Regions from separate parts of the Homo sapiens genome. Here region 2 is linked to region 1. The links are chromatin loops, found by intact Hi-C in ENCODE. Cell type or tissue: K562. All regions are shown on one strand. Each heading gives the region's core, and the rest is flanking DNA. Links, peaks and the distances in the headings are about the cores only.

Region 1 (14,404 bases), core at 2,186-4,685:
TGGCGTCTGGAGCAGGCACACAGCCATGCCAAGAATCAGGTAAATAGACTGTTGACATGGTTCAGAAGCAACCCAGCGTCCCTACCAGACATCACGCCATGTGACATGAGCAAGTCAGCTCATTTCCCAGAGCAGGAAACAGGCTTGGGGGAGGAAAGTGGCGCCCAGGGTCTTGAAGAAACTGTGCCTGTCTCTGGGGTCCTTGTAGCAGAGTGGTCATTCTACAAACAGTTGCTGAGCCCAAATTTGCTGCACTCAGGGAAATCAAACCCACTGGTGTCAGGTAGAGTGGGCAGAAGACCCGAGTCCAGGAGGGTGGAAAAGGATGAAAAGGCCACACTGAGGATGGTGGCACTTCATCTGATGGGCTTGGCCTAGGGAGCAGCTGCCCATTCCAGTAGGTGTCTCCTGGCAGTGACACGGGCATCCATCTGGCTGCACCAGGAAACGTCATCCCCAGGAGGCAGCCTCGCAGCCCCCACGGGGGCTGAGGCTGGATCTTTGCCATTTACTGACTGGGTGACCTTGGGTGTCCCTGAAGGAGTTCAGGAAATGCCACCCCAAAATCTGCCATTTTGGTGTGCTGATTACTTCAAACTGGGGGCACTTGAGCAACAGCAAGTGCAGGAAGGGCTTTCTCTGAAGTTGCCTCATCTGCCTAAGTTGTCCTGAACTCCCTCCTGGAAATCTTACCTACCAAGGAGGATTGACTCATTGACAACAACTGCCTATTATTCTTGGGGCTGCTCAGACAACTGTTAAGACCTGAGAGACTGACTTTTTTTTTTTTTTTGAGATGGAATCTCGCTCTGTCACCCAGGCTGGAGTGCAGTGGCGCAATCTCGGCTCACTGCAAGCTCCGCTTCCCGGGTTCACGCCATTCTCCTGCCTCAGCCTCCCGAGTAGCTGGGACTACAGGTGCCTGCCACCACGCCCGGCTAATTTTTTTGTATTTTTAGTAGAGACAGGGTTTCACTGTGTTAGCCAGGATGGTCTCGATCTCCTGACCTCGTGATCCGCCCACCTCAGCCTCCCAAAGTGCTGAGATTACAGGCATGAGCCACCATGCCTGGCCGAGACTGACTTTTTATCTGCATAACGAGACAACTTTTGCTCACCATGCAGTTCCTCCCCTCACCCTCCCAAACTTGCATTGCCATCACCCACCAGAAGCTCCCAGCCCGTTTTTTTTTTTTTTTTTTTTTTGGTTTTTTTTTTAAGGTACAAAGGTTATCCTGGACCCCAGTTCCTTTTCTGTAGCTCAAGATGTGATCTTTCTTGAAATTGCATATTTTGTGGGGCTCCCATGCCTATGTACGTAATTAAATATGATTTTTCTCCTGTTAACCACTTTATCTGTCCATGTAATTCCTAGCACAGTCAAAGACCCTAGAAGGGTGGAGGGAGCCAGTTTTTGCTTTCCTGTGTCATTTGACTGCCCTTTGCCTCAGTGTCTTCATCTGCAAAATGGGAGTGATACAAACACCTACCTCATAGGATGGTTGTGAGGAGTAAACAAGTTACCACATATAAAGCACTTAGAACAGTGCCTGGTACATGGCGAGTGCCATTTGGGTGTTTCTTGTTTGTCCTTAGTGGACAAAGATTAGCTGAGCAATGACTGGGTGTCAAGTCCCATTCCAAGCAGTGAAAGCTCCAAGGTGACTGAGACGAGGACTGCCCTTGAGTAGAAACCCTGGGAGCGGAGCAGTTGTGAAGGCTCTAGCCAGGGACTCTTGATAGAGGAACTGGCGTTTGTGAAGGAGGTGGGTACAGGCAGTACTGGGGTGGGGGTGGAGTGGGTGCTCCAGCATGAGCAGAGGCCCGGAGGCCGGAGAGTGCAGAAGTGAGCGCATTTGGGAGCAATGCCCAGGCCAGGCCCCCAGTCTGTACCTGTCATCATGCCAGGCCCACCCAGTGGCCTTGGGCAGAGAACTTTCCCAGGCATGAATGAGAGACACTGAGCTTCTCCACTCCTGGCTGCACCCTGTCCACTCAGCAATTCACTCAGCAAGCATTTCTGAACCTTTCTTGGTGGCCTGCCTGCCCTTAGGGAGGCTGCAACTAACTCTATAAGCTGAGAGAAGGCCATGTGGTGGAGGGGGTAACAGGGCAGACAGGACTGTCACTCCCGCCCCAGACCCTTGTAAGGAGATATTTCCCTAGGGACAGGGCCTGGACCTCCTGTCACTCTCACAGCCACTTGGGCATGAAATAAAGGTCCAGGGCTCAGGCAGGAAGAGGGGCAGGCGGGCAGGCGCTCTCTAGGACCCCACGGCTAGTCTGCCCAGAGCCCGGGAGTTGGGGCTTTGCTTGGGGAGGGGAGGGCCTGCCACATTTTGTCCACCTTCCCCACCCTCCTACCAATTTGGTCTAAACAAAGTCCCTAGGGAGGGAGGGCAGGGCTGCTCCCTGGCTGGATTTTTCCTTGAGGAGGCAGGGTGCAGCTCCCCACTGGAGCCCGTGCTAGTCAGAGCAGGGATCAGGCTAGGGCCTGCAGGGACCCCAGCTGGCAGTCCCACTACCTCGACTGGATTATTCTCATTTTCCTGATGGACTCAGATGAGGAGGCCTGAGAGACAGGTGCCTGGCAGCACAGGAGGATGCAGCGGGCTCCTTCAGATGGAGAAAGTGGGGCCAGAATGGAGCTGGCCAGGCCCGGCCTCATTCCCCCACACTGACAGCCCAAAACCTCCCCTGCACTCCTCCTGGCCCCACATACTGTGCAGGGCCCTCCCACCCTGACTGCAGCCTGCGGAGCCCCTCCCTCCACCGTGGAGCCCTGCTACCCGGGTTCCCTTCTGCCTGAGGTTCCTCTCACCCCTCAGGGCCCAACCTCCTGCCACCTCCTCAGGGAGGTCTGGCCTGGCCCTTTTGGGCCTCTCACATCCTGTTCTGGAGGTATTTGTGTAGTTCTTAGGCAAAGGCTTCCCTGGAGAAGAGGTTCAGGGCTGCAGCCCCAGGGCCTGGGCACCACAACCTGGGGTCTCCATGGGAGGCTGAGTGAAGGAAGGGCCCATCAGCACTGAGGCACTGTCCCCACCTGCAGCATTCCCAGCCTCGCCTACTCCTCTGCCCAGGGTCACCCTAGGGAGCTGCTTTGCAGCCATAAACCCACACCCTGGCTGGGGGACACTTCTCCCAGATCTTAGAGGGCTTAGACCCAGGGCCATCAGCCACGGTGTGCATCCAGCTGGACGGTGGCTGGAGGCAGCAGTCGCTCATGGGACGGGCACTGGGCGGGGGCTTTTTCCTTTTCCTGCCTCCGGGGGGAAGCAGAGTCCTGCTGATCCTGCTGAAAAGGCCCCAGGTCTCCTCTCCCTGCGTAAGGACAAATGTAGCAGGGGCCAAAATGAGAATCACAAACATTGGTCATTGAGAGGAGTGCGGACTCCTGTCCGAAGAGGTCACCACCCCAAGGGGTAGAGGAGGAGGCTCTCTCCAGCACTCAGGCCAGCCACTCCTGGAGTCAGACCCAATTCTGTCCCCGGCCGCCCCAGTGCTGCCCTGGCCACAAGCCCTGGAATCACCTCTGGCAGGCTCTGCCATCTGCTGGCTGCCAGCCCATGGCCTGCGTGCAGAAGGTGGCATCGTGGGCCCTAATTTTGCTTCCAGCCACAAGTCAAACAAGCCAGCTACCACCACTGCAGGGGCCACATGGGCAGCAAGTGTGTCCATGGTGTTCAGGCTGTGAGTGACAGGCCTTGGGAGGCCACCGCAGGTGCTCAGAGCTGCTTCTCTGTGGATGTCTTTAGTCCTCAGTCTCTCTCTGGTCCCACCTTGGCATGGAAGCACTGAGCCCAAAGATCGGAGTTCCAGCCTCCGCCATGGACACGCTAGGCCAGGAGGCACTTTTCATCTGTATCATTTACTTATAAAATCTTATTATCGGCTGGGTGAGGTGGCTCACGCCTGTAATCCCAGCATTTTTCGAGGCCGAGGCGGGTGGACCAAGAGGTCAAGAGATCGAGATCATCCTGGCCAACATGGTGAAACCCCGTCTCTACTAAAAATACAAAAATTAGCTGGGTGTTGGTGGCACATGCTGGTAGTCCCAGCTACTCAGGAGGTTGAGGCAGGAGAATGGCTTGAACCCAGGAGGCGGAGGTTGCAGTGAGCCGAGATTGTGCCACTGTACTCCAGCCTGGCAACGGAGTGAGACTCCGTCTCAAAAAAAAAAAAATCTTATTATAGGCTAGGCGTGGTGACTCACGCCTATAATCCCAGCACTTTGGGAGGCTGAAGCAGGTGGATCACTTGCGGTCAAGAGTTCAAGACCACCCTGACCAACACAGCGAAACCTGTCTCTACTAAAAATACAAAATTACCAGGTGTGGTGGCGCACGCCTGTAATCCCAGCTACTCAGGAGGCTGATGCAAGAGAATCACTTGAACCCAGGAGGCGGAGGTTGCAGTGAGCCCACGCCCTTGCACTCCAGCCTGGGCAACAAGATCGAGACTCTGTCTCAAAAAAAAAATCTTATTATAATTATCATCCCACAGACCTCACTAGTTCAGTCACTAAGGATGTCAGCCTCTGTCAGCCACTGAGTTTATAGGTGTCAGCCCTGCTAGCCTTGTGTCCGGAATTGGTGGGTTCTTGGTCTCACCGACTTCAAGAATGAAGCCACGGACCCTCGCGGTGAGTGTTACAGCTCTTAAGGTAGCGCGTCTGGAGTTTGTTCCTTCTGATGTTTGGATGTGTCGCGAGTTTCTTCCTTTTGGTGTGTTCGTGGTCTCGCTGGCTCAGGAGTGAAGCTGCAGACCTTTGCGGTGAGTGTTACAGCTCTTAAAGCGGCACATCTGGAGTTGTTCGTCGCTGGCTTCAGGAGTAGAAGCTGCAGACCTTTACAGTGAGTGTTGCAGCTCATAAAAGCAGCGTGGACCCAAAGAGTGAGCAGTAGCAAGATATATTGCAAAGAGCGAAAGAACAAAGCGTCCACAGTGTGGAAGCAGACCCCAGCAGGTTGTCACTGCTGGCTCGGGCAGCGTGCTTTTATTCTCTTATCTGGCCCCACCCACATCCTGCTGATTGGTAGAGCCGACTGGTCTGTTTTGACAGGGCGCTGATTGGTGCATTTACAATCCCTGAGCTAGACACAAAGGTTCTCCACATCCCCACCAGATTAGTTAGATACAGAGTATGGACACAAAGGTTCTCCAAGGCCCCACCAGAGTAGCTAGATACAGAGTGTCGACTGGTGCATTCACAAACCCTGAGCTAGACACAGGGTGCTGATTGGTGTGTTCACAAACCTTGAGCTAGATACAGAGTGCCGATTGGTGTATTTACAATCCCTAAGCTAGACATAAAGGTTCTCCACGTCCCCACCAGACTCAGGAGCCCAGCTGGCTTCACTCAGTGGATCGTGCACCGGGGCTGCAGGTGGAGCTGCCTGCCAGTCCCGCGCTGTGGGCCCGCACTCCTCAGCCCTTGGGTGGTCGATGGGACTGGGCGCTGTGGAGCAGGGGGCGGCGCTCATCGGGGAGGCTCGGGCCGCACAGGAGCCCATGGAGGGGGTGGGAGGCTCAGGCATGGCGGGCTGCAGGTCCCGAGCCCTGCCCCTCAGGAAGGCAGCTAAGACCCGGTGAGAAATCGAGAGCAGCGCCGGTGGGCTGGCACTGCTGGGGGACCCAGTACACCCTCCGCAGCCGCTGGCCCGGGTGCTAAGCCCCTCATTCCCCGGGGCGGCAGGGCCGGCGGGCTGCTCCGAGTGCGGGGCCGCCAAGCCCACGCCCACCCGGAACTCTAGCTGGCCCGCAAGCGCCGCGCGCAGCCCGGGTTCCCGCTCGCGCCTCTCCCTCCACACCTCCCTGCAAGCTGAGGGAGCCGGCTCTGACCTTGGCTAGCCCAGAAAGGGGCTCCCACAGTGCAGCGGTGGGCTGCAGGGCTCCTCAAGTGCCACCAAAGTGGGAGCCCAGGCAGAGGAGGCGCCGAGAGCGAGCGAGGGCTGTGAGGACTGCCAGCACGCTGTCACCTCTCAGCTTGACCCATGTCAACTTTGTATAAACACCCCACTGGGGGGGCCGGGGCCCCTCCCGGACCCGGCCTCACCCCAGGATCCCAAGCCCAGGCCTCTGCTTTCAGGACCCTGGGCCCAACATCCGCCCACTCCCTGCCAGCCTGGCTGCGGTGGGGTGGTATTGGAGCCTGGAGGATCGAGTTTCATGTCCTGCAGCTGCCCATATTATTAGCTCTGGAGGGGCAGCCGGGGCTGTAACACAATTCAAGGAACTGTTGACTTGGCTCGAGTTTCCAGCTCAGCAGCTGGGAGGGACGCGTGGAGTGGGGAGCAGGGACCTCTGGCTCCTCCCAACCCCCAGTGCCTGTTGTGAGAGCTAGAGAAGACTGCTAGATGACCGACTGAGTCCCTCCGGGCGCCATTGATGTCAGTACGGGCACTGGGGACTCTCTCACGGCCCTTGGGCGACCCCAGCCAGCTGCCTGGCTGCTGGCCTCCTCCCATACCTGTTTGTGCAATCTCGGCCTCCTCCTCTACCCACTGCCCCTGGCCGGAAGGTGATGGGGAAATGGGTAGCCCTACTCCTCAGCCTGGAAAAGGACGCCCCAGACCCCCAGCAGAAGAAGGAAAGTCCCCCTCCTCTCCGCCTCCCTCATCGACTCCTGCCTCTTTCTGTTGCTGGTGTCTGCAGGTGCCAGCACCCCCGGAGTAAGCCAGGGAAAACCTGGGCCTGGGCCAGGGCCCCAGACTGTGGCTCCAGGAAAGGACCTGGGCTCCTGTCCAGGCACCCAGCCCTGCATCCACAGGGGTATCAGTAACCAGCCTCCTAAGACCCCTGAGCCCCTCCCTTGTCTGCCAGTGGGAGTCACACCTTCCTGCATGCTGTTGGGGACTGAACATCCTACACACACCTGGAAGTGCCCCACAGGGTTGGCCATTGCATAGAAAGTTTTGGCCCGGTCCCTTCCCTGAGAAGGGACAAGGGACCTGTGGCCCTACTGAACTCTGCATAACAGACCTCACTGTCAGCAGAAACCAGCGATTAAGAATTTGAAGATTTTGGCCGGGCTCGGTGACTCACGCCTGTAATCCCAGCACTTTGGCAGGCCGAGGCGGGTGGATCGCCTGAGGTCAGGAGTTCAAGACCAGCCTGGCCAACATGGCGAAACCCCATCTCTACTAAAAATACAAAAAAAAAAAAAAAAAAAAAAAAAATTAGCCAGGCGTGGTGGTGGGCGCCTGTAATCTCAGCTACTTGGGAGGCTGAGGCAGGAGAATTGCTTGAACCCAGGAGGCAGAGGTTGCAGTGAGCCAAGATTGTGCCACTGCACTCCAGCCTGGGCGACAGAGCAAGACTCTGTCTCAAAAAATAATAAGGAAGGAAGGAAAGAAAGAGAGAAAGAATTTGAAGATTTCAGCACGGAATGGATAGTACCAGAACATGCTGGGCTTGGGGTCTAATTACTGGGCTGCCTGGAGAAGGCAACAAGGACAACATCCTTGTCCTGAAGGCATAAATCACAGAGTGTTAGAGGCGGCAGGCTGTGAAGACGGGTTCTCAAACTGTGTCCCCAGAGCCCTGGGCCCCCAGGGGTGTGGGGTAAGAGTGGGAGGGCCCCCGGGGCTCCAGCCCACCCGTCTCAGTCACCCGCTGTTATCTCTTGTTTAGTGCAGGTGGAATTGTGACTGAAGAAGGGGTTCCATGGCCAAAATAAATATTTAAAAAACAGACCCCTAATCTACCCCCACGATCTCACCACTGAGGAAATCGAGCCCCAGAAAAGAGAAGTGACTTGCCAAGGTCGCCCAGCTCAGCGGTGTCGGAGCTGCTGCCTGGGACACAGACCATCCCCCCGCCCCAACCCTGGGCTGTGGACCGTGGATGAGGAGGACAAAGGTGGGCCGGGGGTGCAGGCTGTCCCCAGCAAGGTCTGGGCCTCAGCCACGGCTCCCCTGACCTAACCCCCTAGGGCAGGCCTCAGGGCCAGGAGCTGGGTTGTCCCTGAAGGCAGCCCCAGACCCTGATCTAGGAGGGCAGCGGAGTCCTCTGTCCACTTCTCTGAGCAGCCGAGAGTTCTCCAGGTTGTCACCCTGGCGAGGCCTCTCCAAGTAACCAACAAGCCCTGCCAGCCTGCCAGTTAGCCATCGCCACACTGTCTCCCATTCCTCCTTGCAAGTACCCGACAGTCTGCAGACCTGGGGCCAAGCTTACCTGAGGCACATCCTGGGCTCCTGTCATTATTTCCTGCTGTTCCTGGTTGCCTCCCCCTGCCCTGCCCTATGTGGGTAGGTGCCCTTCCTCTCCCAGCCCCAGCCTCTGCTAACCTGTCCACCCAACCCCATGTTGACAGGCCCCTATCCTCCCTGGCCAAAGTGGCTCACAGGTCTTCCAGCCTGCCCCGGGGCTCTGGGTTCTCACACAGCCCAGCCCAGCCTCTTTCCAGTTGAGATGGACAAGGTGATGCCCTGACCTGAGAGAGCAAGCTGGCCAGGGGCTGGGTCCTGCGGCCCTGACTAGGTGAGACTCCGTCAGGAAACCAAAACAAGCTCCCCACACCTGCCCTCTCGCTAGGATATACCTTGCAATGCAGCACCAGGGTGGCCAACCGTCCTGACTTGCCTAGGACTCTCCTGGTGAGCACTGAGAGTCCCGAGTCCCCAGAAACCCCTCAGATCTGGGCATTCTGGGACAGCTGGCCACTCCACTGGGACACACATCCCAAGGGTCATCACACCTTTCCTGTCCCCACTGAACCAGGTATTTTTTCTTTCCATAACACTGGTCACTCACAAAGACAGGGTGGGGCCACAGGCAGTCCCCTTCGCCTGTCTGGCTCCCTCAGACTGGGCTGAGGCCGGCCACAGGCCCACAGTGCAGTCCGAGGCCTGATGAGGTCTGCTGAGTTGAGCAGAGGCTCCACAGTCCATCAGAGACCCAGGCCTGTTAGGTCCTGTGAGATGGAGAATGGAGGAGCCCAAGAAAGGCCCTGGGCTCCATCCCAGCCCTGTGTTGTCCCCAGGTTGGGGCAGGCCTGAGGTGATCCCAGGAAGGCAACCCCAGCGTAGGAACCAGGCCTGCCCGGGGCCCACTGAGGCTGCCTCTACCTGTCTGGGCTTGAGGTGAGTCACTTCCTCCCTCAGCTGGTATGTGATGGGGAGGGGAGGGTTGGGGAGGGGACAGCATCTAAAAATAGCAGGGCCTAGACTGGTGGAAGATGCCCGAAGAGCTTCCCCTTGGACCAGGGAGGACCTGGCTTCCCATGGAACCGCCATCAGCCACAGCCCCCACCAGGCCCTGCGTTAGGCCAGGGAGGGAGATGGCCAAGACCTCCCCCACCCTTGCTTCTCAGGCTCAGAGCCCCCTTGAAGGCTGAGTCTCAGGAGCAGCGCCGGATGGGGTAGGAGCTTGGAGAGAGAAGGCCTCCAGCAGACAGTACTCGTTCATTCCCCTCCCTGTGCACGCACACAGATGCACGCACACAGAGACACAGGCACGTACCCTCGCCCAGCCCGGCTTCATGAGTCATCTCCCTCATGCCAGGACTCATCTCCCTGGTCAGCAGGGTGGACTGAGGACCCACTGTGTGCTTGAGCCACACCCTGGAAGACAAGGAAGCCATGCTCATGACCGTCCCTGGCCTCGGGGACTCCACATCATAAGAGGCCACTCAGGAAAGAGGAGAACACCCAGGGCAAAAGCAAGAGGCAGGCAGGGGGTGTGTGGTGGATGAGCTGGAGTCCGGAAGACCTGGTTTCAAATCCTGGCACTCACCCTTTCTAGCCATGTGACCAGACAAGCTATTTGACTTCTCCTGCCTCCGCTTCCATCTATATAATGGATGCCACGTATGGCCCTCGTCATATGTCAAATACAATCATGCATATAAAGTCCCCAAGCAAACAGAGCTCTTGCCATCAAAGCTTATGGTATCAGGCTAGAAACCTTGGGGGCGGGGGCACTTTGAATATGTCAGTAGACCTTTCTATCCCAAGGACTTACTGTGACATTCCACCTGGCCCCACCTGTGATAGGGAAAGGGGGAGGGGAGGGGAGGGAGAGGAGCTGCCGCTCACAACAGTGCTGGCCTCTACTGTGAACACTTGATATCGTTCTCATTTTCCCCCAGCCTCACAACAGCTTTACAAAGTAGGCATCGCTATCCCCATTTCACAAGTGGAAAAATGGAGACCCAAAAACATTCAATCACCTGCCCAAGGTCATGCAGCTGGCCTGGGGCAGACGCCAGACTGGGGCCCAGATCTGAGTGTGATCTCCTTGTGCACTGTGGGATGAGGCGGGGTCTGTCATGCCTGGGGTCGGCTGAGGGTGCAGGGGTCTCTGACTCTTTTGGGAGGAGCCCCTAGAACCCCCTGCCTGAGGTGACTATGGAATATGCTGAGCCTTTGGCCAGGGCTGCCTTCCTCCTGTCTGGTCCCACCTCCCCCACCCGGACCCCCCCGGCCAGCCCTCAGACCCCTCCCAGAAACACGGAAGGGCTCCACTCCCTCTGGGAGTTACCACCTTCACTTCCAACTTCAGCTAGGTGAGGGAGGTACTGCAACCCCTGAGTGACAGAAAAGGCAGCCGGATCAGAGGGGTCAGGAACCTGCTGTCATGCTCGCAGAGCTGGGGAAGCAGAGCCTGGACAGAGCCCCAGCTGCTCAGACTCCTAAGCTGCCAGTCTGGATCCCACACCCCGGCTGTCGGGTAGGGTTGGGGACTTCTCTGCTCCCCCTGCTCCTCACGCTTCCCGGAGCCATCCCTGTTTGTACCGGCTGGGGTTACATGCAAAGTGCAAGCCTTGCATCAGCCAGATGGGCCCCGCTCTAGTAAGAGCTGCTTTCTGCCTCTCTGCGCCTTCCCCACCGTTATCTGACTCATCCCCTGACAGTCCCAGGAGACTAGAGAGAAGCCAGGCCTCTTATCCCTATTGCACAGATGGAGGGACTGAGAGAGGAAGTGACCTACTCCAGTGACTCAGGGCAGCAACCCAGGCTGAGGAGGCCACAGGTGTAGCTGGTGTGGCCTGGGGAAAGTTCCCGGGTGCCACACAGCCAGATAAGCAGTTTTTAATGCCTCACAGCAGGCACAAATATCAACCGATGTGTGTCAAATGAACGAAGGAATATTGCAGGCCCTGGGTGAAAGATGAGGGGTGATATTGAGGAAAAAATAAATATGATACAGGGAAGGAAAAAAGAAGCCGGAAACCCAGACATGCCCCAGTTGCAGCCTGTGAGCCCAGCTGGCTTTGTAGCTCCCAGTTCCCTTCTCTTTAAGAATCTTCATGGCTATCACTTACTGGGTGAGTGCTAGTGACTCTGATATAACACTTTGTAGCCTTTTTTTTTTTTTTTTGAGACCAGGTCTCACACTGTCGCACAGGCTGGAGTGCAGTGGCGTGATCTTGGCTCACTGCAGCCTTGACTTCCTGGGCTCAAGGGATCCTCCCACCTTGGCCTCCCAAAGTGCTGGTATTACAGGAGTGAGCCACCACACCCGCCCCTATAGCCTCTATCTTATTTCATCCTGACAACAACCCAGTGATGCTATCATCCTCCCCATTTAACAGATGAGTTATCTGAGGCTCAGAGAGGTTACACAGTTCTTGCTCCAGCCGGCACGGGACCACATTCCAGGGGCTGACTTGCAACTGCTCTCCAAACCCGGCAGGGCAGATGTGCCCCTGCGCGTGCGATACCCACGTGGGGCTGCCCAGGTGTGTCTGCGGGTTGGCACCAGCTCCTGGTATCTGTCAGAGCAGTGAGGGGGTGGTGCGACAGGAGCGGAACCGAACGCCAGTGGCCGGGATGGATAATGAGCCAGGGCGCCTGGGCTGCAAGGGGGCTTGGGCACGCGGGCCTACCCGTGTGCGCAGGCCCTGGGCGCCCCCCGCACCGGGCGCCCTCCCCGAAACCCAGCCACGACTGCGGAACTGGGGGCGGGGCCAATGCTGGAGGCAGGGCCCGCCGGCGCCGGGCTCCCACCCCCCAGCGCCCGCTGACAACCCGCGGCGCGTTGCCAGCGATTGCCCCATCAGGCCGCATCCGCTTTCGCAGCCCTGCACGTTGTGCACACAGCGCGCCGGCCTGGGCGGGGCTGCTTGTCCCCGGCCCCCTGCCCCCCACCCGCGGCCCTCGCCCGGCTGCCTTCTGCCCCGGCTGAGACCCGGGCCAGACTGAGTCCCTAGCGGCCCATTACCCCGCCGGGCTCGTCCCAGACACCTTTGATGGCTGCCCTTTGCCCCGTCTGGTCTGAGCGGACAAACGAGGGAAATTGAGTAAGCCAGCTCAGCAAGACAGGAAACTCCTGGCCGCTTTGTTACTCATGATTTTCAGCAACTTGGGGAGTGGGGGGCAGGGGAGGGGAGTCCTAGGGGAATTTCTGTAGTTCAAGAAGTTTGGGGGCTCCAGGACTGGGAGTGCCCTCGGGGAGGTCTACCTCCCGGGGCAGGTCTATTTCCCAGGCCAGGTACCGTAGTTGGCACTAGTAAGTAAGTGCTCCACAAATTCGTGTTAACATGCATTTTCAAGAATGCAATTTATTTAATTTTCAAGTCTTCAGTCCCAGCTACTCCGTAGGCTGAGGCGGGAGGACCCCTTTAGCCCAGGAGGTCAAGGCTGCAGTGAGCTACGATCTTGCCACTGCATTCCAGCCTGGGTGACATAGCTAGACTGGTCTCAAAAAAAAAAAAAAAAAAAGGCATTTTCTCACCTACCTGCTTTGAGTGCCTGCCAGAAAGAATCTCCAGGTGAAAGGGGACAGGTTTAGGGCTGGAGCTGAAGGCTGGCATTTGGGGTTTGAGGTTCTGCGTTTGGCATTGGTTTGCTGTTTCACTTGGGCAAATCTCTTGGCCTCTCTGGGCTGCGTTTCTGTAGGGAATCAGTAATAAGGCAACCTGTCTGGCTCTAAGGCTCAGAGGCACGGGGCAGGCTTTGAATTTCCAGCAAGCAGGAGAAAGAGCCTTTGATTTGAAGCAGAGATTTCCTCTTGAACATTAATATTCTGGGCTTTTCCAGGCTGGAGCTTTAGAACCGCTGTTACTAAACTAAGTGACATGAGTAGCCCCCCGTTGCTTACAGAATTTCTTGGCTTGGCATTTGGGGTTTTCTCACGTTGATTCTACCCTGCCTGTATGGCTTAACCCCCAACTACACCCCTACACTGTAATTAGGAAGAGCCTCAGACTTCCCCACACACCCCACACAATGTTCAGACTTCTGTGCCCTCACTCATGCTGTTCCTTCTGCCCGGAATGCTTTTCCCTACACTCTTCAAATGATTGGCTCTTTCTCATATTGATCCCCACATAAATGTTACTTGAGTAGAGATCCTGTTATTAACTCTCAGAGCTTCCTGTTTTCTCTCTTTAGCTCTTACTGCAGTTCAGAATTCGAAGTTGCTTTCTCCACCGGGCTGAAAGGTCGATGAGGGAGAGATCATGTCTGTTTTCCTCATCTCCACATACCCAGCACTTACCAAGGTGCCTGGCATACACTAAGAGATCAATAAATATATATGGAAAGGGGCCGGGCGCAGTGGCTTATGCCTGTAATCCCAGCACTTTGGGAGGTCGAGGCAGGCAGATCACCTGAGGTCAGGAGTTGGAGACTAGCCTGGCCAACGTGGTGAAACCCTGTCTCTACTAAAAATACAAAAATTAGCCGGTTGTGGTGACACGTGCCTGTAATCCCAGCTACTTGGGAGACTGAGGCAGGAGAATAGCTTGAATCCGGGAGGCGGAGGTTGCAGTGAGCCGAGATCATGCCATTGCACTCCAGCCTGGATGACGAGCAAAACTCCATCTCAAAAAATAATAATAATAAAGGCCAGGCACGGTGGCTCACACCTGTAATCCCAGCACTTTGGGAGGCCAAAGAGGGTGGATCACAAGGTCAGGAGATTGAGAGCATTCTGGCCAACATGATGAAACCCCGTCTCTACTAAAAATACAAAAATTAGCCAGGTGTGGTGGCGCATGCCTGTAATCCCAGCTACTCAGGAGGCTGAGGCAGGAGAATCTCTTGAACTCAGGAGGCGGAGGTTGCAGTGAGCCGAGATCACATCATTGCACTCCAGCCCAGGCAACAGAGTGAGACTCCATCTCAAAAAATAATAATAATAATAATTAAATAAATAAATAAATATGGAAAGGAGGAAAGAATGAATGATTGATTAGCAAAACATGAAAACATTTTCTAAAAAGATGGGTGGGCATGCATGTATGTAAATAAAGACATAGTTATGTCTGTAAACATAAGAAAAAGTCAAGACAGTATACAACAACCTAATTCCCCGCAAGGAGTAAGATGCAGATTTCTGATGGTTTATTGTATATTCAAGTCTTGCTTAAAGGTCATCTATTCTGTAGGTCTCTGGTCCTGCCTGTGTGCTGTGCTATATCTGAGCATGCTGCCAGGCACCCTGAAGCCAGGCCTGA
Region 2 (14,404 bases), core at 5,479-7,978, 270 kb after region 1:
GGCTGATGGCTGATTACAGAGGGACCAAGGAACAGGCCATGAGAGCCAGGGGGGCAACAGACAGCTAACACAGGGGAAGGGCGACAGGGGCAGGGGAGGGGTGACAGGGGCAGGGGAGGGGAGACAGGTGTCCTGGGAGGGACAAATCCTTAGAGAGGGCCGAGCAGGCTCATGGGAGCCTGCATGGCTAGGACCAGCTCTGAGCCCTGCTTCCCGGGCCCTGCTTCTCTCCACCGTGCACCTCAGTCTGCAGAGGAACCAAGAGGACCCTTCAGGCTGTTCATGGGCACTCCATGGGGGGAGGCAGATGTGGCTGCCATGAGAGGCTTGAGGGTGTCCCCAGCTGTGGGGACCCCTGGGGTAAGCCCTCAGTCCCCTGTTCCACCTTTCCCCATGTGCAGTGTAAGCTGGAGCAACAGGCGTGCCTGAGCAGCAAGCAGCTGGCGGTGCGATGCGAGGGCCCCTGCCCCTGCCCCACGGAGCAGGCTGCCACCTCCACCGCCGATGGCAAACCAGGTGAGGACAGTGCTGGGCCACCAGGCTAGGGGTGCTGAAGGGCCACCTGGCACCTCCTTCAGGGCTCTAGGGTGGTAGAAGAGGTGTGCAGAGCAAGAGGGAAGTGGCAAAAATGCAGAAAGCTTGAGGGAGCTGTGAGGTCAGAGGCCCAGATTAACACAGAGCAGGAGGCGTGGGCTCAGCCCTCGTTTCTCCCCTGGGTGCCTGGAAGGTGGGCAGAGGGAGGGACTCAGCCACAAGGAACCTGGGCTGTGTGTTTTTCATGCCAGGAAGGAGTGGGTGGTGGGAAATGGGAGAGGACTCGAGAGGAAGCCCCCGATTTCCACCTTCCCTTCTGCTGCTGCCTCCCGGACCCCTGCCCAGCCTCCTGGCCTGTAGGGCAGGATCCCAGACTGAGATCGAGCCTGCTGCTCCACTGCACATTCGCCCTCCATGCCTTCTCTCTGTTCTGCAGAGACTTGCACCGGTCAGGACCTGGCTGACCTGGGAGATCGGCTGCGGGACTGGTTCCAGCTCCTTCATGAGAACTCCAAGCAGAATGGCTCAGCCAGCAGTGTAGCCGGCCCGGCCAGCGGTAGGAAGCTTGCTGCTCTGCCTGGAGGAGGGAGGGAAATAGGGAAGGGGCTGAGGACACAGGTGTATGCTGGGCCAGTCTGCCCTTGTTCCTTCCTGCCAGACTCTGGGCCCTACAATCTGGGCCCCAAAAGAACCTTCACCCCAAAGAAGTCGGCTTCCACCAGAGCAGGAGGGATACCAGTTAGCTAGTAGGAAGAACTTAACATGGGTGGAGGGAGCTTAAACCCTGACATGGGTAGCCCAGGGAAAGCAGGAATTCTTTTCCCTGCAGGGCTTTCAGAACGGGTTTTGAATGGTTCAGGCATAGTCCTATGTGGAGGTGGAAGGAAGGACCTTTCGCCGTTCTCGAGTTTCTCAATCCCATGGTTAGATTCCAAGCTGCCCAGACCCAGAATAGAGGGCTGGGGCTGATGGCGAGGCGGAGAGATGGAGGGCTGGAGAAACGGCTGAATAGCCAGATGAAGCGTGCCTGAACCTGATCTTTTCCCAGGGCTGGACAAGAGCCTGGGGGCCAGCTGCAAGGACTCCATTGGCTGGATGTTCTCCAAGCTGGACACCAGTGCTGACCTCTTCCTGGACCAGACGGAGCTGGCCGCCATCAACCTGGACAAGTACGAGGTCTGCATCCGTCCCTTCTTCAACTCCTGTGACACCTACAAGGATGGCCGGGTCTCTACTGCTGAGTGGTGCTTCTGCTTCTGGAGGGAGAGTGAGTGCAGCCCCCCTCCCAGGCCCCTGCCTCACCCGTGTGGGCTCTACCCGAAGTTCCAGGCTCTCTTGGGAAGTCAGAGTGGCTCTTTCTTGGCTACGTCCCCAGGCCCAGCACTTTCCCAGCTTGCCCACTTCCTGCACTCCCTTAGGGCTTCATCCCTTAAGGCCCAGGGAAGCCAACACTTTCAGCTCCCTTCCTTGGCAGGCTCCCAGGCGGATCCAGATTTTGTGGGTCCTGAAGCTTATATACTTTTGGAGGTCTTCTTTAAGAAAGAGTTAAAAAAGAAATCCCAGCACTTTGGGAGGCCAAGGTGGGAGGATCATGTGACCCAGGAGTTGGCGACCAGCCCAAACAATACAGGGAGACCTCCTCTCTGTGAAAAAAAAAAAAAAAAATAGCCAGGCATGGTGGCATGCATTTGTGGTCCCTGCCACTTGAGAGGCTGAGGTGGGAGGATTGCTTGAGCCTAGGAAGTCAAGGCTACAGTGAGCTGAGATTGTGCCAGCGCACTCCAGCCTGAGCAACAGAGCAAGAACCTATTAAAAAAAAAAAAGAAGGAAAGAAAGAATATGAAAAATAACGAATGTAAACTTTCTGGGGCCCCTCAGAGGGCTTGGGAAGGGGCTGTACAAGTGAGGGTCTTAGAGGTGAAGATGCATTTGCTTCTCGGTGATTCTTCTTTTAGGCACATCTTAAATTTTGTGCCACCAATAAGTGATTACATACGTTGTCATCAGCCTTAGAGATGTGATGAAATTTCTCAGCTGAATATACCTGAAACCAGAGCTTTCAAACCAGAGTCATCTCGGAAAATGGAGGTCCCCAGGCTCACCTGACCTGTGTGGCTGGAGCTGGGGAAGCCCTGGTGTTCCTCACTGGATGCTTCTCCCCATCTTGGTGGGGGATCGGCAGTCAGGGCCCAAAGCTTCAGCCCGGGCCCCACCATACGCTAGTCAGGGACCCCCGGCAAGTGACCACATCTTTCTGAGTTCTGCTTCTTCATCTGCGTCAGGAAATAACAATACCTATCTTGGAGCCTGTTGTGAGGATGAGCCAAGAAAATCTGTGCAGAGCACCGTGTAATTCACAAATCCCTCTGCAAATGTGTGGTATTGTGATCTGTTTCACCACTCTGACTGCCCAGCCCTCCTGCGACCAGCATCACTCCAGCACTTTGACTTTCTGGGCCTTTGAAGGCCACTCCATCCATTCTGTACTTTCTTGGGCAGGAGGCCGGGAACTGTCCTCATTTTACAACCAGGCAGGCTTCCAGCTTGGAGAGGTGGGGACTTCCCAAGGTCGCAGACAAGTTAGAGGCTGGCTGCCGGTTACAGTCATGCGTCACTTGACGAGGGGGATACATTCTGAGAAATGCATCATTAGGTGATTTTGTCACTGTGCAAGCATCATAGGAGTACTTACACAGACCTTGGTGGTGCGGCCTCCTGTGCACCTGGCCCATTGCTCCCAGGTTACAACCTGTGCAGCATGTTATGTGCTGAATACTGCAGGCAGTTGTAACACAATGGTAAGCATTTGTGCATCTAAACATAGCTAAACATAGACCGGGCGCGGTGGCTCACGCCTGTAATCCCAGCACTTTGGGAGGCCGAGGTGGGTGGATCACCTGAGGTCAGGAGTTTGAGACCAGCCTGACCAACATGGTGAAATCCTGTCTCTACTAAAAATACAAAAATTAGCCAGGCATGGTGGCAGGTGCCTGTAATCTCAGCTACTTGGGAGGCTGAGGCAGGAGAATCACTTGAACCCGGGAGGCAGAGGTTGCAGTGAGCCAAGATCGTGCCGTTGCACTCCAGCCTGGGCGACGAGAGCAAAAATTTATTTTATTTATCTCAAAAAATAAAATAAGGCTGGGCGCGGTGGCTCATGCCTGTAATCCCAGCACTTTGCGGGGCTGAGGCGGGCAGATTATGAGGTCAGGAGATCAAGACCATCCTGGCTAACAGGGTGAAACCCCGTCTCTACTAAAAATACAAAAAATTAGCCAGGCGTGGTGGCGGGCGCCTGTAGTCCCAGCTGCTCGGGAGGCTGAGGCAGGAGAATGGCGTGAACCCGGGAGGCAGAGCTTGCAGTGAGCCGAGATCGCGCCAATGCACTCCAGCCTGGGTGACAGAGCAAGACTCCGTCTCAAAAAAATAAATAAATAAAAAATAAAAAAATAAACATAACTAAGCATAGAAAAGGTACAGTAAAAATAGTGTTGTAATCTTATGGGGCCACCGTCCATTGTTGACTGAAGTGTTGTTGTGTAGCGCGTGGCTGTATTTTCAGGCCTGGGAGTTCTCTCTAACATTCCCTCTAGCATTACGTTCCCCTGGGCTCTCTCATACTTGGGTGTCTGTGTGTTCACCCCACCTCCTCTTCTGAATCCTGTTACTCCTCTCATGGGTCCCTAGGACTTCTTGGGGACCTCAGGTCATCCACAGCTGTGGAATGAGCTCCCCTAAATAGAGAGTGAGCGTTTTCGTGCCATAGAACCCTTGTACTTCCCACCCCTGCTGTGGGGTGACCCCGTGTCAGAAACGGGGTGTTTTCATCTTGCAGAGCCCCTGCCTGGGTCTCTAAGCCTTGAAGGGCTCAGTGCATCCCCCCAGCACCAGGGGACAGTCCCATCAGAGGCTGCTTCTCTCCCCACAGAGCCCCCCTGCCTGGCAGAGCTGGAGCGCATCCAGATCCAGGAGGCCGCCAAGAAGAAGCCAGGTGAGGGGCCAGACCAGGCTCTCAGAGGAGGAGGTGGGGACGGCTTCCTGGGTTTGTCTGAGACCCAGGGCCTCCAGCCTTGGGCCTCATGGCAGACATGGAGCCCAGAGGAGGCCCTGGCCTAGGAAGACAGAAGAGGGTTGCCCCCTTCCTGTGTCTATCCTTGTGGTGGGGCAGGGACTCCCAATCTGCCCCGGGAAAAGTGTGTTTTAGGCACTAATTTTATGCCCATCCATGCTGGAGCTAGAGTTTGGGATACAGAAGGATCCTGGAACCCTCCACTGAGTTCAGTTTCCTTCAGCAAGGGTGTGACTAATGTTTTAGTGAGGCCACTCCCTGAGTGACACTCACTCACATGCTCCATAAACACCTGGGGGCCGGCCCCAGAGATACAACAGCAATAGACCCAGCCCAACTCTGAGCGGATGGCAAGAAGGATGCACTCCCTGGCCTCATAACCCTTTAGCTCGGGCCAGTCCGGAAACACACAACACACAAATGGACACACTAAAAAGACAGAACTAGCAGTGTGACCTGTACACAGGCGCCTGGGAGCTTCAGCTGGGGAGCCTGCAGGAAAGCAAGTGGGCCCCGGAGGCAGGTCGGACTCAGAGTGGCTGGGAGGAGAAGGCTGGGCCTTCCTAGCAGGGGACAGCCAGGCCGGCGGAACTGTGGGAGGATGGAGAGTGTCAAACCTGGTGAAGTCAGACTGGCTGTCCTAGAAGACTTGGGCCATGGAGTCAGGGAAACTGATGGGGCGGCTGGGAGCTAGCACAGGGGCCTGAGCAGTGGTTCAAGGAAGCGGGTTTCCTCATCTCCAGCGAGTAGAGCCGAAAGAATTGCTGGCTGGTGTCCAGCTCTCAGCATCTGGGCCTGTTGGGGGGTCAGCACCCGGTCTGGCTGGGCTCTGGGGGTGTATAGACTTCTGCTCATGCATGAGGACCTGAGGTCACCTCTCTGAGGGGCCCACAGCCTGGGCCCCTGCTCTGACCCTGCCTGGCACTGTCTCATTCAGGCATCTTCATCCCGAGCTGCGACGAGGATGGCTACTACCGGAAGATGCAGTGTGACCAGAGCAGCGGTGACTGCTGGTGTGTGGACCAGCTGGGCCTGGAGCTGACTGGCACGCGCACGCATGGGAGCCCCGACTGCGGTACGGGCTGGGCAGCTCAGGGCCTGCTGGGGGCCCAGGCCTGGGGGCCCTTGTCGTGGGATGCTGGGGGGTGCGTGCCAGAAGCTCCCTCACCCCCTGTTGGCTTGATCCCCTCACAGATGACATCGTGGGCTTCTCGGGGGACTTTGGAAGCGGTGTCGGCTGGGAGGATGAGGAGGAGAAGGAGACGGAGGAAGCAGGCGAGGAGGCCGAGGAGGAGGAGGGCGAGGCAGGCGAGGCTGACGACGGGGGCTACATCTGGTAGACGCCCTCAGGAGCCGGCTGCCGGGGGGGACTCAACAGCAGAGCTCTGAGCAGCAGCAGGCAACTTCGAGAACGGATCCAGAAATGCAGTCAGAAGGACCCTGCTCCACCTGGGGGGACTGGGAGTGTGAGTGTGCATGGCATGTGTGTGGCACAGATGGCTGGGACGGGTGACAGTGTGAGTGCATGTGTGCATGCATGTGTGTATGTGTGTGTGTGTGTGGCATGCGCTGACAAATGTGTCCTTGATCCACACTGCTCCTGGCAGAGTGAGTCACCCAAAGGCCCCTTCGGCCTCCTTGTAGCTGTTTTCTTTCCTTTTGTTGTTGGTTTTAAAATACATTCACACACAAATACAAATTGACAGGTCAAAATCCATGAAATGAGATCCCCCAGCCGTGTCCTCCAGCCCAGCCCTGACCCCTTGGTTTCTACCCTGGCTCCCCTTGGTTTCTACCCTGGCTCAACCGACCCCTGTCTGCCCTTCTCCCTCTTGCTTCTGAGGTCAAGCTCTGGCCTGCGAGCCTGTCCCCATTGCAAAGGGGAGGGAGGGGCAGGGAGCTGTCTACCAGCTGAGGTCCTCCCAAAACTGGGCCGATGTGGTGTGACATCCCCACCAGCCTCAGATGAGACGGGCCAGGACGCCCAGCCACAGCAAGCCCTGTCCCTTTGCCGGATCCCCAAACACTAGAGAAGCTCTCCTAACCCAAGGCGGAGAATGAAGGTGGTGGCGGCAGAGGAGGAGGGCAGCAGCTGAGAGGCCAGGGACAGGGTGCCTCGCCAAGCTGTCTGAGGTCTGTCCCAGGTGGCCCAGGTGGTGCAGGTAGAACAGGGTGAGGAGAGGGGGTCGGCTCAGCAGGAGGAGGCTGTGGCTGCAGAGCCTGGGGGAGCTTTTAGGTGTTGAGATGGGGCAGCTCTGAATCCTAGACCCTGGAATAGCCTGTCCCTTTTCTCTGGGTCTCGTGGTGGAGCCATGATCTGGGCTGCTCTCTTGGGGACACTGGGTGGTGGTTACACAGTTGACCTCTGCCTGGCTCCCCCTTGGTGCAACTCCTGCCTCCATCCCCCTTGCTGGGGTCCCCTCATCCACTTGAGGGCGCCTGAGGGCCAGGAGCAGCAGGCAAGGAGCCTGGGTCTAGGCTAAGGGGGTGTGTGCCCACCTCCTCCCTGACCCTTAACACTCCTGTCCTGCCCAGACCAACAGAGAGAGCTGTCCCTGAGACCCCGGAGAGAAGCAGCTGCCGAAAGCTGCAGCCTTTCCGCACTCTGAGACCATGATCTTCCTCCTGCCAGGGGAGAGCCACCCACAGGCCATGTCCAGCCCCACTTCCCTCAGCCCCCAGGGCTTCCTTCTGGCCCCTCTGAGGATTCCCTAGGGCTGCCCCGCAGAGGGGCTTCCCCAAGCTCTGTTTTGAAGCCTGCAATGTGGAAAAGTGAGAAGTCAGAGGGAACAGGACAGGTGCAGCCGGGCTCTGAGGCCACACCTCACACCTCGCTGTTCCCCAACATCCCCTGAGCAGTGTGAGCTCATCTCACCAGATGAGAAGAGGCCCTGTGCATTTCTTTTGTTTGTTTGTTGCTGTTTTCCCCCACCCATCCAGTTCTCCTCAGCAAAGCAAATTCCTTAACACCTTTGGTGGAGAATTTCTTACCCAGACTTGGGGCTGTGATGCCCTTCAGTGCGTGGTGAGTGCAGCGTGTGTGCGTGTGCCTGTGTGTGAACCTGGGGGCCATCCTGGTGGCCTGGGAGCGTGAGGAGAGGCCCCCTGTGTGCTGGGTGAGTGGTGGGTGTGGGGTCAATGCAGTGAGGCTCTCTGGGTGAGGCTCCCAACCTGGCAGTCCCCAGCCTCCCAGCATCTGTGAGCGTCTGTTGGACTTTACAGAAGAGCCTCATCCTGTCTGCCCCTCACTCTGCCCTGGAATCAACATCTTCCGAGTCCTTCTTGGGGGAAATAGCAGAGCCCCACTTAACTCCATAAACTGCTTCCCATTCCGCAGCCCAGTTCTGATTGTTGAGGTGTCGCGTCGTTCCAGGTCCCCCAGTCCCCTCTTTCTCCTGTCCTCTCTCTGTCCTTCACCTCCCCACTCCAGCCCCGGCTCAGTTCAGGGAAATGCTGTTCCACATCAGCCCTCTGCTCTCTGAGGCAGCCGCGCCTCTGACTCGGAGCTACTTGAAACTTCTGCTCTTGCTAGGATTGGAGTCTACCTATCTCTTCCATTTGTCCCAGCTGGAGTTCTGGAACTTTCCTCCTCGGGGTGGGGGTGGGGGTTGTTAAGGATGCTGGGGGGCCTGGGGAAGGAAGGAGTTCAGAGGAAGGGTGTCCCCTGTCCTCTTGATGTCACCCTCCGCTCCTGGGACACGTGCTCTCTCTGTCTCTGGGTCTTCTGGCTGTGCACGTTTGTGTGTCCTTGTAAATATGTTTTAGGAAGAAAGCAAAAGGGACTGAACTAGCCTCTGGTAGGATTGCAGGGGTCCAGCCTTGCCTGTTTCCGAAGCCCCCACACTGCCTTTCGCCCTACTGAGACTGGTCCCCTCAAAAGGTAGACAAAACAGCAGCTCCCTGTGGAGCTGAAGGGCGGCCTCAAAGTGGCTTTTTGTTAGACAAGGTTAAGGTTTCCTCATGAGCAAGGTTGCAGATCGGTCCTTCCTCAGCTCCTTGATTTGTGACCTTGACCAAGGGGCCTGCCACCCAGCCCCTCCAGTGCCCTCTCCTCGATGCCTCGCTCCTTCCTGCCCCCACTCCCCTGGCTTAGGCAGGTAGGGGAATTAGGGCCATGCTGGAAGAAGCTTAACCATGTGTTCAAAGAACGGTTTCTTGCTTGCTTGGTCCTGGAACTCCCCTTGGCTGCCCCAGGCCTCCTTGGCCCATGGGTGCTGGGGGAGGTGGATGTCAGATCTGGTAGGTTGCAGCAGAGAAAATAAATGTGCCTTGAGAGACCACTCAGAGAGGGTCCAAGGGTGATGGAGAAGGAAGCATGGCCTGGGAGCTTGGAAGGGAGGGGTGGTGGGTGGCGGCATCTTGACTGCCCCCTGTTGTCCCACACGTGGGGGGTGGTCACCCCCCTTCACTCCAGCCCGCCTGCCTTCAGCCTTCCATGAGCTTCACCTGCTTCCAACTTCACTTTGGAGGGGGTGGGGTCCGTTGGCATCAACACGGGGACCCTCTGCTTCACCAAAGCCCGAGCCCTCAGCCCCTGGGGAGAACAAATGGCTGAGCTTTGATACCTGGGGTCGTCGAGAGGCTGCGGGCTGGCGGCAGTCCCAGGGGAGAGACACCACAGAAGGAGACCCAGACATCCCGAGGAAGTTCCCAGCAGAGCAAACTGCTTTCCAGCCTGAAGCCTGCTTAAACTGTGTGATGTGCAATAACTGAGCTTAGAGTTAGGAATTGTGTTCAAGTGCTTGGATTTCCGTCTGTAGATTTAACTGCTGAAATTGTATCTCTCAGTAATTTTAGATGTCTTTTAAAAAATTGAAAAACAAAGTGTTAGACTGTGTGCGTGTGCGTTGATGGGCACTCAAGAGTCCCGTGAGTCATCCAGCCCTGCCTTTCCCCTGCGCCCCCATCCTCTCACGTCCCGCCCCGCCTCCACTTGGGGACCCTGCCTCGTGTCGTCTTTATCTGCCTATTACTCAGCCTAAGGAAACAAGTACACTCCACACATGCATAAAGGAAATCAAATGTTATTTTTAAGAAAATGGAAAATAAAAACTTTATAAACACCATCTGCTGGCAATACTCTGATTATTCTTACCCTTGGTATTATTTTTCACGAAAACAGCATTTATGGCTGAGCGTGGTGGCTCACACCTATAATCCCAGCACTTTGGGAGGCTGAGGCAGGACAATCCCTTGAGCCCAGGAGTTTGAGACTGGCCTAGGCAACATAGTGAGACCCCGTATCTATCAAAACAAAAAAATTAGGCTGAGAAGGAGGGGCAGTGGGTGAGGCTAAGGATTGCTTGAGCCTAGGAGGTTGAGGCTGCAGTGAGCTATGGTCGTGCCACTGCATTCCAGCCTGGGCAACAGAGGGAGACTATCTCTTAAAAGATAAAAATACAGTACAGTACAATTCAGTGGCATTTAGTACGTTCGCAGTGTCATACAGCCGTCACCACAATCCAACTCCAGAGCATTTTCATCCAGGGTATGAGCTTTTCAAAGACTTCAACCACCTCTTAGCAAACGGCTTGTGAGAAAGGTAAAACCAGTTGAGACAGCGCCGCTAGTGGAGTATGTATCGGGCCCTTACATGCTTGTTAGCATTATGATTCTAATTTTTAAATTTTTTTTTGAGACAGAGTCTCGCTTTGTCGCCCAGGCTGGAGTGCAGTGGCACGATTTTGGCTCACTGCCACCCCACCTCCCAGGTTCAAGTGATTATCCTGCCTCAGTCTCCCAAGTAGCTGGGACTACAGGCACCCGCCACCATGCCTGACTAATTTTGTATTTTAAGTAGAGACGGGGTTTCACCATGTTGGCCAGGCTGGTCTCGAACTCCTGACCTCTAGTGATCCTCCCGTGCTGGCCTCCCAAAGTGCTGGGATTACAGGCGTGAGCCACCATGCCCGGCCCATGATTCTATTTTTTTATGTATTTTTATTTTTTATTATTTTTTTTGAGACAGTCTTGCTCTGTTGCTCAGGCTGGAATGCAGTGGTGCAGTCTCGGCTCACTGCAACCTCCGTCTCCCCACTTCAAGCGATTCTCCTGCCTCAGCTGCCCAAGTAGCTGGGACTACAGGTGTGTGCCACCATACCCGGCTAATTTCTGTATTTTTAGTAGAGACAGGGTTTCACTCTGTTGGCCAGGCTGATCTGCCCACCTTGGCCTCCCAAAGTCCTGGGATTACAAGCATGAGCCACCACGCCTGGCCAGTGTGGCAGAAGAATACCTAAATGTCTTACTTTTATTTCTGGGATTATCTGAGCTGGGGGACTGTCGTCATTATTCTGTGACTTTTCTTCTCTTGGGCCTTGCCAACCCCTCACTAGACGTGTCTTTTAACAAATTGTTTGCGGTGTGGAGGGGGATGGAATCTGGGCACAGGAGCTCTAATCTCTAGCCCTGGAGCTTGCTAACTGTGGCCTTGGGCCAGGATCTGCTGGATGGATCACCTGTGGTAACCAGCCCCCGTGCTTTCCAAACAGCGAAAGCCCCCGGTGCCAGCCTGCAGCCAGGGCACGCTCTGCCCGTCTGGCTGGAACGACTCCTTAGGAAGGGAGCTTTTCTGCCATTCATTGTGTCTCAATGCCACCAGCAAGCTCAGACTTGGAGGCTCAGGAGCTTTCTGGAAGGTGGCGTGAGGAGCGATGGGGTTTGCCAAGGGGCTGCTCCCAGCATGTAGGATGAAAGGGATGGTGATGAGAACAGCGGTTTCGGATTCGGAGTGGCTAGGAGGAGCCTGCAGCCTGCTGAGGGGGAGGCCTTCTGAATGAGCGTCTTCAACCGTCAGGGAAATGTTGGCTTTTGTACCTGGCGGATTGACATTTGCTCAGGTGACGGGAAGCCAGAGGCCAGCCAGGGCCCCGGCTTCTGGAACAATCCTTCCATTGTCACCATGTCCTGTCAACCTGGGTTCCCAGGGTTCCTTGGCCCAACAGCAAACAGAGCATTGCCGGGGACAGGCCCAGGTGTCAACCTGCAGTACAGACGTGGCTGCGGCCGTTCGGGAAACCATTGCTGGAGCCCAGATGCGTGGGAACCCCCTGCCCACCCCCTCCCTGGGCACAGCACCGTCCTCAACCAGGCCTCCCCATGTGCCCACCGCATCCTGGCACCTTGCTTTCCCTCAGCATTTAGCCTCCTGGGAACAGGGTCTATGTATTGACTTCTCTCCGGTGAATAACTGGGTCCTGGGAACAAATCTGAAAGAAAAAACCCAGACTGCACACAGAGTCCTACAGGCAGCATTTCCCTCCCACCCGCCACCTTTGTGGAGAGCTCAGAGAGGTGAGGGGGTGTATTTGACCAAAAACAAACAAAAACCAGAACTTTTTATATTTTGAGCAAAATAGGTGAGGGAGAGGAGAGGAAAAAACAAACATTTCTATGTTCCCTTCAATGCCCTATGTCCTTTACATTATTATTATTATTATTATTATTATTATTATTATTATTATTCAGAGAAGGTTTCTCACTCTGTTACCTAGGCTGGAGTGCAGTGGTGAGATCATAGCTCACAGTAACCTCAGACTTCTGGGCACAAGTAATCCTCCCACCTCAGCCTCCCTAGTAGCTGGAACTACAGGTGTGTGCTACCATGCCCAGCTAATTGTTAAACTTTTTGTAGAGATGGGGGTCTTGCTATGTTGCCCAGGCTGGTCTCGAACTCCTGGGCTCAGCCTCCCAAAGTGCTGGGATCACAAGCGTGAGCCAGTCCAGGCTGCGTCTGCTGTTGAATCCCCTCAGCAACTCCACGAGGCAGGGATCACCAGCCACTCAGACCCATTTATGGATGAGAAGACTCTGTTTCCCAGGGCTGACCTTGGCTCAGGCAGGGGTGTGTGGTGGAGCCTTGGTGTTGCTCCAGGCCTGGCTCACTGCAAGTTCAGCTGCCCAGGGCTGTAGCCACTCCTGGCATGCCTCCCGCACTGAGATAATGCCCAAGGTGGAAAATCCTGTGTTTTCATCAGTAAGTCATGGTTGAATGTGGATGGGAGCGTGGGTACTGGGGAAGTACAGAAGAAGGTAAGACATGGAGATTCTTCCAGGACCTGCTTCTGAACTTGGGTCAGCACCTCTCCATGGGCCTCAGTTTCCCCATCTGTAAGATGAGGGGATTGGACTCAGTTGTCCAGTGTTGTGAGTCTGTGAAAACGTGCACAGGCAAACAAACAAACAAACAAAAAAACAAAAAACATGCACAGGTACGAGTCCAGAAAATGTCTTGTTAGGTTCGGGATTGTCTTGCTTTCTCTCTCTCTCTCTCTCTCTCTCACATTGCACATTTGGTGTGACTCTGCCACTGTTTCTCTGGAAGGGTGGGCATCCTTGATGCACCCCTGTGGGATGGGTCAGCCTCTAGAGAAAGCTGGGCTGACCCTTGAGGTCAAGCTCCTGCTCCCGCTGCCCATCCTCTTCTGATTCCAGCCATGCCAGTAGAGGGGAGGGTGGATGCCTTCCAAGTCTCCCAGGAATATTTGCTTCCCTGGCGCTGGTGGGGAAGGAGGCCCCTCCCTGCACTATCTCCTCTCAATCTCCTTATTTTAATTTTATTTATTTATTTATTTGTTCTTGAGACAGAGTCTCACTCTGTCGCCCAGGCTGGAGTGCAATGGCGTGATCTCAGCTCACTGCAACCTCCGCCTCCCGGGTTCAAGCGATTCTCCTGCTTCAGCCTCCCAAGTAGCTGGGATTATAGGTGCACACCACAATACCCAGCTAATTTTTTTTTGTATTTTTAGTATAGATGGGGTTTCACTATGTTGTCCAGGCTGGTCTAGAATTCCTGACCTCAAGTGATCCACCCGCCTTGGCCTCCCAAAGTGCTGGGATTACAGGCATGAGCCACCGTGCCTGGCCTCAATCTCCTTTATAGTCTATCTGAGGGGGAAAAAAAGCGAAACTATTTTTTTCTCTTCTACTCTCACTCTGTCAACACACAATACTTCCCCTTTGGTCACCAAAATGTGTGGGGATTTTTCTCTACACACCAAGTTGTTCTCCAGGGGACACCACTTAGCTGTCCCACATTCAATTCAATTCCTACACTGCCTGGAGAGAGTGACACATCGTGCAGGTCAGGGCTCAGTCCCACCAGGCACAGTGGCGAACTGGGAGGCCAAAATGGGAGGATGTCTTGAGGCCAGGAATTTGAGACCAGTCTGGGCAACAGAGTAAGACCCAATCTCTACAAAAAAGCAAAACAATTAGTCAGATGAGGTGGCATGCACCTACAGTCCCAGTTACTTGGGAGGCTGAGGCTGGAGGATTGCTTGAGCCTGGGAGGTCAAGGCTGCAGTGAGCCATAATTATACCACTGCACTCCAGCCTGGGCAAGAGAGTGGGACCCTGTCTAAAAAAAATTAAAATGAATTTAGCAATTTTAAAAAGGGCTCAGTCCCACAAGTCTGCCCCCACCTCAGATGCCCGTCACCAGCCCCAGGTTCTGACCTGTGCTTCTGACCTATGGGCTACAGATCAGGGTTCTCATACTCCCTCCTCAGGTTCAGTTAATTTGCTAGAGCCTTGCAGAACTGAGGGAGACACCTTTACCCATTTATGGTGAAGGATATTTCAGAGGACACAGATGAACAGCCCGATGGAAGAGATGCATAGGGTGAGGTGGGTGGGAAGGGACGTGGAGCCTCCATGCCCTCCATGGGCACCACCCTCCAGGAACCTCCATGTGTTCAGCTGTCAGGAAGCTCTCCAAACCCTGTCTTTTTGGGTTTCTATGGAGGCTTCATTATGTAGGCATGACTGATGAAATCACTGGCCACTGGTGATCGCCTCAAC

The links. Hi-C counts contacts between places; a loop is a spot of excess contacts. Peaks named below come from ENCODE experiments on the same cell type or tissue, not always from the same donor. Only the 100,000 strongest peaks of a DNase experiment are listed, where the experiment ranks them.
Region 2: it touches region 1 in a loop (5-fold over the local background); 22 of 110 quality-filtered maps call a loop at or near these places.

Annotation. Positions count from the first base shown.
Region 1 is chr10:72,317,353-72,331,756 of GRCh38, reverse strand. No RefSeq gene overlaps it. Among named protein-coding and RNA genes, the nearest start is that of DNAJB12, 30 kb to the left of the region's middle. RefSeq lists enhancers at 2,980-3,179, 5,991-6,952, 8,878-8,927, 8,890-10,089, 10,523-10,942 and 2 more and silencers at 8,932-9,226, 11,713-12,272. In K562, for the core only: a CTCF peak has its summit at 3,273 (motif pointing right); a DNase peak (open chromatin) is centred at 3,276.
Region 2 is chr10:72,054,299-72,068,702 of GRCh38, reverse strand. It overlaps SPOCK2 (SPARC (osteonectin), cwcv and kazal like domains proteoglycan 2), which reads left to right. Exons shown (of 11, transcript NM_001244950.2): 6 at 402-516; 7 at 971-1,090; 8 at 1,583-1,801; 9 at 4,463-4,525; 10 at 5,541-5,678; 11 at 5,798-9,669. The coding sequence ends at 5,943. Among named protein-coding and RNA genes, the nearest start is that of SPOCK2, 27 kb to the left of the region's middle. In K562, for the core only: a CTCF peak has its summit at 7,019 (motif pointing right); a DNase peak (open chromatin) is centred at 7,022; H3K27me3 peaks cover 898 bases.